Regions from separate parts of the Homo sapiens genome. Here all the other regions are linked to region 4. A link is a contact called in ENCODE Hi-C or POLR2A ChIA-PET data. All regions are on one chromosome and are shown on one strand. The core of a region is the stretch at or near the end of the contact, and the rest is flanking DNA. Distances in the headings are between cores, read along the strand shown. Region 1 overlaps WAKMAR2 (wound and keratinocyte migration associated lncRNA 2). Region 2 holds the start of TNFAIP3 (TNF alpha induced protein 3). Region 3 holds the start of MYB (MYB proto-oncogene, transcription factor). Region 4 holds the start of MAP3K5 (mitogen-activated protein kinase kinase kinase 5).

The links. Hi-C counts contacts between places; a loop is a spot of excess contacts on that map. ChIA-PET counts read pairs that join two places held with the same protein, here RNA polymerase II (POLR2A). Pooled maps may share reads with other maps.
Region 1: a loop to region 4 is called in a map of CD8-positive, alpha-beta T cell, with 17 times the contacts of the local background. The contact joins the enhancer-like site here to the promoter of MAP3K5 in region 4. A Hi-C loop is called at or near these places in 1 of 168 maps with a recorded cell type or tissue (CD8-positive, alpha-beta T cell) and 3 of 50 pooled maps. POLR2A ChIA-PET finds 5 or more read pairs at or near these places in 1 of 52 experiments (AG04450).
Region 2: a loop to region 4 is called in a map of B cell, with 19 times the contacts of the local background. The contact joins the promoter of TNFAIP3 here to the promoter of MAP3K5 in region 4. A Hi-C loop is called at or near these places in 1 of 168 maps with a recorded cell type or tissue (B cell) and 4 of 50 pooled maps. POLR2A ChIA-PET finds 5 or more read pairs at or near these places in 1 of 52 experiments (activated T-cell).
Region 3: a loop to region 4 is called in a map of CD8-positive, alpha-beta T cell, with 6 times the contacts of the local background. The contact joins the promoter of MYB here to the promoter of MAP3K5 in region 4. A Hi-C loop is called at or near these places in 1 of 168 maps with a recorded cell type or tissue (CD8-positive, alpha-beta T cell), 1 of 37 single-sample maps with no recorded cell type and 4 of 50 pooled maps.

What each region holds. Positions count from the first base shown.
Region 1 is chr6:137,822,641-137,825,404 of GRCh38, reverse strand. It overlaps WAKMAR2 (wound and keratinocyte migration associated lncRNA 2), which reads left to right. Exons shown (of 4, transcript NR_049793.1): 4 at 828-1,736. Among named protein-coding and RNA genes, the nearest start is that of TNFAIP3, 43 kb to the left of the region's middle. Within about 2 kb of position 1,309, at least 14 of the 41 ENCODE cell types and tissues checked have a DNase peak (open chromatin) inside an H3K27ac peak, as active enhancers do; they include CD8-positive, alpha-beta T cell, where a contact is called at or near this core.
Region 2 is chr6:137,865,998-137,868,733 of GRCh38, reverse strand. It overlaps TNFAIP3 (TNF alpha induced protein 3), which reads right to left and starts at 1,475. Exons shown (of 9, transcript NM_001270508.2): 1 at 1,192-1,475. It overlaps WAKMAR2 (wound and keratinocyte migration associated lncRNA 2), which reads left to right and starts at 501. Exons shown (of 4, transcript NR_049793.1): 1 at 501-1,092; 2 at 1,850-2,151. RefSeq lists silencers at 929-1,028, 1,169-1,338, 1,579-1,718 and an enhancer at 1,799-1,938.
Region 3 is chr6:135,179,861-135,182,608 of GRCh38, reverse strand. MYB (MYB proto-oncogene, transcription factor) reads right to left here and starts at 1,301. Exons shown (of 16, transcript NM_001130173.2): 1 at 1,073-1,301. The coding sequence starts at 1,095. RefSeq lists silencers at 54-133, 1,183-1,232, 1,293-1,512, 1,583-1,632, 2,073-2,182.
Region 4 is chr6:136,790,966-136,793,741 of GRCh38, reverse strand. MAP3K5 (mitogen-activated protein kinase kinase kinase 5) reads left to right here and starts at 1,265. Exons shown (of 30, transcript NM_005923.4): 1 at 1,265-2,032. The coding sequence starts at 1,585. RefSeq lists enhancers at 185-264, 635-694, 805-1,034, 1,825-1,894, 2,000-2,515 and a silencer at 1,055-1,694.

The DNA.
Region 1 (2,764 bases), core at 60-2,559, 1.0 Mb before region 4:
CTGGGGTACCAGGCATCATTCTAAGGAACTCGTTTCATCCTCACAGAGGCACAGATGGGGTATGTAACTTGCCAAAGCTCACACTGCTTGGAGTAGAGTCAGGATTCTAATCTGGCTTGTCTGGCTCCAGAGCCCACGTTCTAAACCATTAGGCTCATTCTGCCTCTCTTGGAGAAGACACAAGAAGTCCCAGTCTTGGCTAGCCTGGCTAGTTCCAGAGACCTCCATAGCTAAACAAGGTGTAGAAATAGAATGTCCCGTCACTTAGCTATACTTCTATCCTTCCCACCTTCTACACAACTACCATTACCATTGCCACCAGCAACTGGTAAATATTGATGGAGCTTCTTTTCTTTGCCAGGCACCATAGATACAAAAACTAAAAAAAAAAAAAAAGAGACTGTAATCTTGACCTCAGGAACTACAGAGGAGATAGACATCCAAGCAAATATGCCAACAAAATCCCAAGTGGGGTCTAGTAAGGGCCAAAAAAAAAAAAAAAAAAAAAAAAAAAAAAGAGCTGGTGTAGCCAGATGGGCAGGGACTCACCTTGCTTCAGGGACAAATTTGCAGTGGTGATGAATTCCTTTCATTCTTAGCTTTCCTCCTATTACTTCCCTGATTTATTTTACTTACAAATGACACGTCTAAATGGCAGAGACCTGAAGTTCTCTTGATGGGGTGCTGAGATGTTCAGAAGGGAGGTATCCTGTTTAACCAACAGATCATTTATAGATAAAGAGAGGCTCTAACTTAGCATACAGTTCATCTATTTCCTTCCCCCAAGAAAGAAGGGATATTTACATCTCCTCTATTCCTTCTTCCAGGGCAAGAATCTTCTGTTCCATATGCAACATCTTCTGGCAGCCTTGTCCTTTTTCTGTCCTTGACGACTACAATAACAAACAGCTGTTGCCGAGGCATTGCTGTTGACGTGTTACCTTTGAAACCTCCCTCCTGTTATGGAATAAGCCTCTTCCAGATCATGGCTCATTATCATCTAGTCTGACAAGCAGCCTTGTTGCCACGGAGACCCAAAGGGATCAGGCGTGGCATTTGCCTGCATCATCACCCCCTCCAGGGGAACTATAAGGACTCTTCTGTGCGTCATGCGTGGCTGTCCTGGGACTGGCTGCCACCAGACTTTTCCTGCGGGTAAAACCTAAACAAATGATCAGCTGCAGATAATATCAAGACCTCTGTTTGATATGTTAATAGTGACAGCCAGATTTCCACAATTAACAACGAGGTGGGAAGAAAACACTGTAGTCACCAGACTTGGGAGGAGAGGGTTTGTATTCACATAAACACAACCTCACGTCACTGCTTGCCACCACAAAGGGCTCTGTTCACTGTTTTGTTCTCAAAGATCATCCTTGCGCTCATCCTCTGATCTTGAATTTCTACATAACTTTCTCAGTTTATATGCCCTGTGGCAAGTGCAGCAAGCACTGTTTCCTGTTTCTAAACTTGTAGAAAATCATCCATACATCTTACAGTTGTCAGTTTTAACCAGATAACAGTGGCACTTTGTTGCTGCTTTTTTATCTTTAGCTTAGGTTAACAGGACCCTGGAAGTAAAGTTGTTGATTTATTCAATAGAGTATTCTCAATTAATTTGGCTAGATTTCTACATGATTCAAAATCTAAAAAAGTAGAAATGCATGCTTACATGTCTAAGGCCTGAAAAATTGGTAGTGACATCCCAAAATAAATGAAGGTTTTAAAACAATAAATGATCTCTTTTTTTTTTTTTGCTTCTGTGCTTGGGGAGAAGCAATGAAGGAAACAACAATGTTGCTTTAAGGAGTGAGGACCCCAAAAATAAGAATATATAATTATGACAGATAGGGCATAGGGCGTTGTTCAGAATTGATGGGGCTGGTGCACACACAAACATTTTAATAGTTCTAATACTTTGTGTACACTCTTGCGATGAAGTGATGACTTCATTAATTGATTGAATAATATTTATGCAATGCTACTATGTGCTAGCTATAGAACTAAGCTTAGTCTCTTAAGATCTTAACATTCTGAAACTATTAAAATGTATAATCACCATTTGTAAAAGTAAATATACTAATCTAATAATTTGGAATGTACATTACAGTAAAAAAAAAGCAGGGGAACATCCTGTAAAATGTCACTCAGAGATAACCACCACTTACAGAGTGAAGTATATTCCTGCTTTTTGCGGATAGTGTGTGCGTATATATGTTTAAGCAAAGCTAACAATATACTATTTTTATAATTGGCATTTACTTTTTCTTTTGCTTAACTTTATATCATAACCTCTTTCCCACATCATTACAAACTCTTCATAAATAATCTTACAAATGGTTATGTAATATTTATCTTATTTGTAACACATACTATCTTCTTTTTTTCATCAACACACTGCATGGATAACAGATTTATTTTTTAAGTCAAAAATCTTTCTTGGCTACACTAACCAATGTTTTTGGTTTTTGTTTTGTTTTGTTTTGTTTTGAGACAGAGTCTCACTCTGTCTCCCAGGCTGGAGTGCAGTGGTGTGACCTCGGCTCACTGCAACCTCCGCCTCCTGGGTTGAAGCGATTCTTCTGCCTCAGCCTCGCAAGTAGCTGGGATTACAGGCATGTGTCACCATGCCTGGCTAATTTTTGTATTTTTAGTAGAGATGGGGTTTCACCATGTTGATCAGGCTGGTCTCAAACTCCTGACCTCAAGTGATCCACCCTCCACGGCCTCCCAGAGTGCTGGGATTATAGGTGTGAACCACCAC
Region 2 (2,736 bases), core at 226-2,725, 1.1 Mb before region 4:
ACAATGCAATATTACCCTTAACTTTTTTTTTTTTAACATTTGTTACCTCACTGTCTTATTTAAAGGTAGTTTCTCAACTTTTGTCACTAGGATTCCACAGAACTTCTCCGTTACTCAAACTCTTCTCCCCCTTGTTTTATTTTTCCACTCTGGGCAGACATTTTTGTCTGCATTGTGGAAATTGATGAATTATTTATCAACAAATACCTCATCCAAATTTGGGGATGTGCCTCTCCAAAAAATCAAAAATAGTACAAAGAATTGAAAAAAAAATCAAAGCAGCACCTTAAACAATGAGAATGAAGCATTCATTGGCTGCTCAATAATCTGGTACATTAAGGTTGCGGTCCAGAAGTCCCTTTAATTAACAATGGTTCTGCCAAAATGCTACCCTGAGACACTTGACCAGACTGGCTTTCCAAGGCAAGAAGATCTGAGGCGAGGAGAACCGAAAACAAAGCGGGCTCAAAAAGAGTTAAGCTCCTTCCTTACTTAATGCCACTGCTTTTCTGAGAGGCCAGGTGGCAGGATGTGGGACGACTCCAGCTGACAAAGACAGTCTAACCGTGGGGTAGGGGCTGGAGCAGGGGCCAGCGACCCACGTCTACATGCATACTTCTCTTACACTGCTGCTACTGGAAAAGCTGAACCCCGCGCCAGGACCCCAGCCCCCTGCAAGGACCCGTGAGCGTCTGGGAAGCTGTCTCTGGGACTGAAGCCCCCCACCTCCGCCGGGCTGGCGGCCACTGCGGTACCCTACGCCCCGTCGGGCTGGTCCTGCACAATTTGGGAAAAAGCCGCAGCGCTTCTGCAAGGTCTACGTGGCCATGAGCATGCAACGCTTGGCTCCAAAAAAGACACGAAAGGAGCAAAGCGCCAACGACCACCCGATCGGAGGGCCCGAGGGGCGCCTCTTCACCAGTCAGCTGCAGCTTAAGTTCCGTGCATTATCTGAAAGGAACAGCTGGCTGGAGGTATCCAGGGCTGTCACTCCAACCTCTGCAGCAGTGACCTCAACTCCCAGCACTTCAAAACCCAGACAGAAACGTCCAACAAACTCCCAGTCCAGGAGCGCTGCAAAACCAACGCCAGGTAGACGGTGCCAGCCCGGGGGTCGCTGCCCAACATGCACCCGCAGCCCTTGACTGCGGTGAGCCCGAGGCAGACGGCACGGGGAGGCGCGGCGGTTACCTCTCCGGGAGGCGCGGCGGTTACCTCTCCGGGAGGCGCGGCGGTTACCTCTCCGGGCCCCGCGATCCTTTCGCAAAGTCCCAAGTCCTGGTCAAGGCAGGAGCGCGCCGCAGGCGGGGGTCGGGGCAGGGACCGGGCGGAGGCGACGCTCCATGGACGCCTGGGGTCGGGCTCGCTCGCTGGCAGGGTCGGCTGGGGGTGTGATCTCTCTTGGCGGCCGCTCTCACCGCTCCGCCCCCGCGGGCTCCAAGCTCGCTTGGCCCGCCACGAAGACTGCAGACTGCGCAGTCTGCTTTGCCCCGTTTCAGTTGTATGCGGGTTGTAGGCCCGGGGATTTCCACGGGACTTTCCAAAGTCACGTGACTCTCTGGGTCGGGCTGCGAAGTGCGTCCAGCCGGCCGCCAGAGGGCGCAGGGGGCGAGGGGCGCGCGCGGCCTCCGCCCGACCGGGCCTGCGGGCCCCGCCCCGCCCCCTTTCCCTGCCCCGCCCCGCTGCCCCGCCCCGCCCGGTCCCTGCAGGCGCCCGGAGAAACTCCCTCGCCCCGCCCCGGGGTGTCCCCGCGTGAGTCACCTGGGCATTTCGGAAGCTGGGGTCACGTCACATCCATGTGGAAATCGCGGTGATGGGAACTGGAAATGAAATAGGTTCTTTTTCGCAGTTGTTTTTCTGCAGAAAATCATCAACTGTGGAGAAGAAGAAGGGAAATAAGAAAGAAAGAAAACCCTAAAAACCACCCTGGCGCCCGGGCCCGCAGGCCTCGGGCCGGCTCTGAAAAGTTTGGGCTGTGCACGTGATGAGCGCGTAGGCGGGAGCCCCAGACAGGACCCGGGCGGGCATTTCGAGAAAAAGCAGCGGTGACAGCCTTTGGTCCCCATCTCCATTGTTCCTGCCAGCTCTGGACCCCAGGCTGCATGAGACGTAGGTCCCAGGGGACACCCGACCCCGTGGCCCCAGTCTTAGGTAAACTTAGGAATCAGAACAACACTCACCCCTATGCCGCGCTTGCTCCATTTCCCCTTGTCTATTTCTGCTCACCAAGCATCCAGCTGACATTGCATTCAAAGCAGCATTTCAGCTTAGAAATCGCTTCTAGTCCATCACGGTGCTTGCCATGTGTCTCCAAGGCTTTATTAGGTGTGTTTTTAGTTGTCCTGATAATCAGTTCACCCCAGGGTGCTGATGGCTGATAATACTGGCGCTTCCCTCCCTACCCCCATGCGTTGCACAGGGAGGGTGAGTCATGTGGAGATGGATGCAGCCCCCTGGGCAGTGGGGGTGCAGGTGCTGTGCAGGGAGGAGTCTTAGGGCGTTTTTACTGTCTTACTGCCCTCTAAGCACGGGACCCTTTGGATCATTTACTAGATTGGCTAAACTAGAACCGGATGGAAATATTCTGTACTATGGTCCCCTTAATTACATTTAAGAATACTTGTCAGGCCATATATCACAGGTTTTTAATTAGAAAAGTATCCTCCTCTCGCCAGTAAGGACTTGCAGAGATGGGGGTGGGGGCTGGATGGAGGGTGGCACTTTTTTGGCAAAAAG
Region 3 (2,748 bases), core at 52-2,551, 1.6 Mb after region 4:
GCGGCTGAAGGAGGGTGCGAGAAGGCGCGGCGACCTCAGCCGCATCCACGTGTGCGCGCCGCGCAGGGACCTTTCGCCTGGGGGCAGAGCCCGCGGGGATCGCGTCCCGGTTGCGCGGCAGCGGCCTTGGGTGCTGCCGGCCTCTGTCCCCTTGAGCCGAGTGGCGACTGCGACGGCTGCCGAGCTAGCCCTGGCACCCGCCGCTCGCAGGGAGCCCCGGCGTGTGCTGCTGGGAAAGTCCAGAGGCCGGTGGAGACTGGGGAACGAGCAACTGACAGTTCGGACGAGGATTTCCCTCCTCCTCCTCCTCTCCCTCTTCCCATCTGTCCGGCCAAAAATGTGAAGGGACTGCACCCATCTTCCCGGCGAGCCTCCCTAAGTGCAGTGACATGTGCGACGGCGGCGCGTGTGGGTGCGCGTGCAATGTTTGCAGTGGAAGTAAAAGCCTTTCAGAGAAAAATGATTCGAACCTCCAAAACCAGGTCTTAAGACAATTTGCAAAAGTAGAGACCCCTTTATCCCCCTAAAATCTGCTTTTCAGCCGCCTGTCAGCTGACACTGGTCCTCGCCTCCATAAAGAATGAATGAAATTTAAATGAACTACCTGCAGCTACTAAACAATCCAGCATTTTCCCTGTATCTGCCATATGCTCTGCACTTCCAAGTCCAAACATATCTCAATGCATCCAGCAATTACGCTGCGGATCCCTCGCCGACACCCGCGGCATCAAGCCAGGCACCTGGTGGGCTCCCCGGGGCTGGTGGGCACCGCTCTGCCCTCGGCTGGAACGTGCTTTCTTTTTCCCCCTAAAGAAAAATGTATCCCCATGCAACTTGCAAAATGAGCCGCAGGGCGTGCTTCCCAACGTCCGGATACATTTCCCGCAAAGACTCTTCCATTCATCAGTCTCTGGAGCGGCTTCTGCTGCCGAGGCAGGGGCTCCAGGTCCTCGGAGGGTCTGACAGCCCCTCAGATGATCCCGGAACGAATTCCCACCTGCTCCCGGGAGCCTGGCGCCCCGCGCGCCCCCGCGCGCCCCCGCCCTCGGCCGCCCGCCCGGCTCCCCGTTACCTGTGCCGGGGTCTTCGGGCCATGGCGCGGCGGGCGCGGGGCTCCGCCGAGAGCCGCGGGGACCGCACCGGGCTGCCGCCTCCCGCTGCCCGCCGCCTGCCTGCGTCCCTCCCCGGCTGCGCAGCGGCGCTCCGCACCGCTGGGGCGAAGTTTCTCAGGAGAAAGAGGAGGAGGAGGTCACGGAGGAGGAGGAGAAGGAGGAGGAGGAAACAGGTTGATATTAAAGTGTAAACTCTGTAAACAGAGATGCCATCAAACAAAGAGCTTTGGACACTCCCCCTCCCGCCAAATCTGGCGCCCCTGCAGTGCGCACGCGCCCTGCCCGCCGCCTCCGCGGTCGCCCTGGCTGCCGCCCGCGGGGCTGCCGGGCTGGCCGGGTCGCCGCTCCCATTCGGCGCTCGCGCCGCCGCGGTGCGCCTAGCGCGCCGCGAGGCCCGGGAGGCGCGCGGGCAGGGAGCCCGGGGCCAGGGAGGGGTGGCCGGGGGCCGCGACGGCGCCTTTTCCTGAGCAAACCCCGCTCCCGGGTCGCGGCGGCGCCGACCCGCGCCCAGTCCCGCCGCCTCCCCTCCTCCCTGGCTGCCGCACCGCGGTCGCCCGGCTCCGCGTGCTCCCGGGCAGCGGGACCAGAGCTCCTCCAGCTCCCACTCACTGTCGCGGGGGCGGCAAGCGGTGGGGGGAAATTCCCGCACAGAAGATTGGATTTTCGTCAAGGTTTACAACTGTGCCCTCTGGAGACGGGGAAATTAGGAGTTGGAGGAGTAGGGGATGTGAGCATATGTATTCATAGGCTGTTTGGCTAGGGTTTTTTTTCCTTCTTCTTAAATAAATAACATCTCTAATTTAACTTGTTAGTGACAAAGGACGCTTCAATACAAGTGGGCGGCAACCATCACCGCTCACTAATGGAGCGCCCCAGCGGAGCTTTCACTCCCCTCCCGGATCCTGCAGCCGCCACCGTCGTATTGTCACATGTCCTTCACTCTCACCCCAGCACACACCCGGGCCCCACCCACCCCGCCCCGCCCGGCCCAGGCGGTGCCCACCGCACACCTTTGCTCCCCTCCCTGCACAGAGCGCGCACCCTGGATTGCACACCTGCAAAAAAAAAAAAAAAAAAAAAAAAAAAAAAAAAATACACGGGGGTCCAGACAGCCCGCCCCTAGCAGAACTCAGGAAACCCCACGTTTGCATGCATGGTTTTAGAAGTAAAACAGTTTGTGATTTTGGAGGTCGGTATCCCTGCTTAGTGTCATTTGAGGGCTCTATTTTACGAGATAAAAGTCAGCAAAGGCTTTCGTGTTGTTTAATGAGGGTCTCCAGAAGTAAAGGAAGAAGATAAGTGCTGAATTTATAAGGATTGATGACTGGGGGGATTTTAGGGGAGTTTTAGTTTTACTTCCGTTTATAGATTAGAACCATTGGGGATTTTTTTTTCATTCTCTGTACACACTAATGTATTTTTCCTTTAATCTTTTAGGAGTTTGAGACTTCTGCTGACTGGGTTTGTGGGTGTCCCATGTGCCCCAGCAGTTCAAACTTAGCTCAGAAAGCATTTTTTCTTACTAAAAAAGCATGTTCTTACTAAAATGAGTCATAATTTTATTAAACGGTGAAGCATGCGAGGTTTCAAGACTATCTGGTGTTTTAGACTTTCTTTAAAATTGTTATATAGTTTA
Region 4 (2,776 bases), core at 16-2,515:
AGATGGGAAGTACAAAACCTGTTTCTTTACTCAGTTGTAACTTGCACTGGCTTTCCTAACAATTACAGCATTCTGGGGTTCTCTGGGAACTTACACATCTGTTCTTTGCTCCCCAAATAAGCAGGTACTTTTTTTGATTGCTCTTAAACAATCTGGGTATTTCCCTCCCGGCCTCGCGTGATGCAGTTTAAAAAATAGAATAGGTCACGTTATTCCCCTGTTTCATCTTGTTGATAATTTGTGGAGTCGGGTAGAGACTCCATCTTCTATCTTAAGTATCTGGCGCTTGTGGGGGAATTAAGATCCTAAATGAGAATACTAAGTCCTTCGGCAGTTGGCACTAATCAATTACTCATTACTGATAACGGAATGAGCCACTGGAAATTTTAAAAGGAAAAGTACATGGGAGAACCTGATCAATTTAGCCAGCCACTTCTGGAGTGCCACAGTCACTAATGAAGCAACCTCCAGTGCAGGCCCTGGCTCCAGGGCGCTATGTACAACCTCCTGCCTCGCGCAACGTGGGTCTCCCGGAGCCTATCCTGCCAGCGCCGCGCACGGTCCCAGTCCACCAGGCCGCCAAGGCCCGGAGGGGGGCGCCCTAGTCGCGGGGAACACTGGAAATGCTTCAGGGGCGGACTCCGAAGACCGAGTATTGCCTCGAGGGACTTTCTGCGCCACCCCGTAATCGCTTGCGCTCCAGGTCTTCGTAGGTGGGGGCCGGGTGGGTGAAGACTGGGACCCTATGCCACGCGCAGCACTCAGAGGAGGGCTGGGGTCCCAGGGCCGCAGCGCGGTCAGTTCAGTCCGGGCTCGAGCTTCCTAGCAGCGCCCTCCTTGGGGGCTGGCCCTGACCCTCGGTGCCGCTACGAGTGGGTGGCCAGAAGCTGGTGGTGGAGAGGGAGAGCGTCTGCAAGGAACGACGAGGCTGGCGCCGGGACCACGCGGCGGAGGCGATCGAAAGAGAAACGAGGCCAGGCAAGGAGGAGGAAATCCACCCGATGAAGGCGAGCTGCCGCCTAAGAGGGAGGAGGGTCCTTTCGGCTGCCGCTGCTGCTGTTCCGGGACGCCGCCTGGGGAGCCAGCCCGCTCGTAAGGTGCGCGCCAGGTAGCTCCGCACCCAGGGGGCGCCCTTCCTGGCCCCTCCCAGAGCGGCCGGGACGGAAGGAGCTGCGCGGCGCGGCGCGGCGCGGCGCGGCGGGTGGCGAGGGCGGGCTGCACCCCGAGCGCGGCGCCCTTGAGCTGCACCGCGGCGCAGGTTTGCGAGCCGACTTGTCAGCCGGCCAAGAAAAGGAAGCTCCGTCCCTTCCCGCTCACCCGGCTTCCCCACCCCTTGTACTCTAAACTCTGCAGAGGGCGAGCGGCGCGGCCACGGAGGCGCCGAGGAGGAGCGAGCCGCCGCCGGGCAGCGGCGTGCCCTCGGGGGAGAGGGCGCCGGAGAGGAGGCGGCGGCGCGGCGGCGAGGGCGCGGCGCGCGATGGCAGCTGCTTAGCCCGGCGGGCGCGGAGCAGCCCCGAGCTGTGGCTGGCCAGGCGGTGCGGCTGGGCGGGGGACGCCGCCGCCGTTGCTGCCCGGCCCGGAGAGATGAGCACGGAGGCGGACGAGGGCATCACTTTCTCTGTGCCACCCTTCGCCCCCTCGGGCTTCTGCACCATCCCCGAGGGCGGCATCTGCAGGAGGGGAGGAGCGGCGGCGGTGGGCGAGGGCGAGGAGCACCAGCTGCCACCGCCGCCGCCGGGCAGCTTCTGGAACGTGGAGAGCGCCGCTGCCCCTGGCATCGGTTGTCCGGCGGCCACCTCCTCGAGCAGTGCCACCCGAGGCCGGGGCAGCTCTGTTGGCGGGGGCAGCCGACGGACCACGGTGGCATATGTGATCAACGAAGCGAGCCAAGGGCAACTGGTGGTGGCCGAGAGCGAGGCCCTGCAGAGCTTGCGGGAGGCGTGCGAGACAGTGGGCGCCACCCTGGAAACCCTGCATTTTGGGAAACTCGACTTTGGAGAAACCACCGTGCTGGACCGCTTTTACAATGCAGGTGCGTGTGTGACCCCTTTCCCATCCCGCGCGGTCGGGACCCGCGTTTAATCTGGCGGTCTTCGGGGCATTTCATTTTTCTGGGCGGGAAGCATTTACTTCTTGCCCCACTTTGGGGGCAGCGAGCGCCGCTGCGTGACTGCTCCTGTCGCTCGCCGCTCCGGAGAGAGCGTGTGTGCTTGTGCAAGAGTCTGTGTGTACTTGTGCGATAGACCTATGGATCCACCCACCGCCCAGCGCTGGAGCCCTGGGTCCATGCGATCGACTTGAACTGTTCTCCAGCAGTGTGAGATATTTGCCCCAGTCAGTCTTTCTCCTTTCAGTGTCTCGGTTTCGCTTCTGTGAGGTTTGGTCCCTGTTTTCTTTCTGCATATACCTGTGACCGTTTTAGATGAGGTTCTCCTTTTCTCTGTGTAGTTTTGAGAGTACGGGAACGATGACATACCATGCACGCAGAGTGTAACTATATTAATTTGCATGCCATGTGATGATCTTCCCAACTCACCTTACCTTCGATAAGTTTTAGTAGCTTGAATTTCCTCTCACCAACCCAGACTTTGAAGTAATTACAGTGCTTCCAAAGGCAATAACATTACAACTTACACTGAACTTGTGTGTTATCTTTGTAAGGATTTTGGTGAAAGAACCAGGGCCTGTTTTTTATTACCCCATAAACCATGGTGGGCTAGAAAGTTTGTAATTTAACATTGTCTAAAACACCTGTATGCTATCCTAATAATAAGAT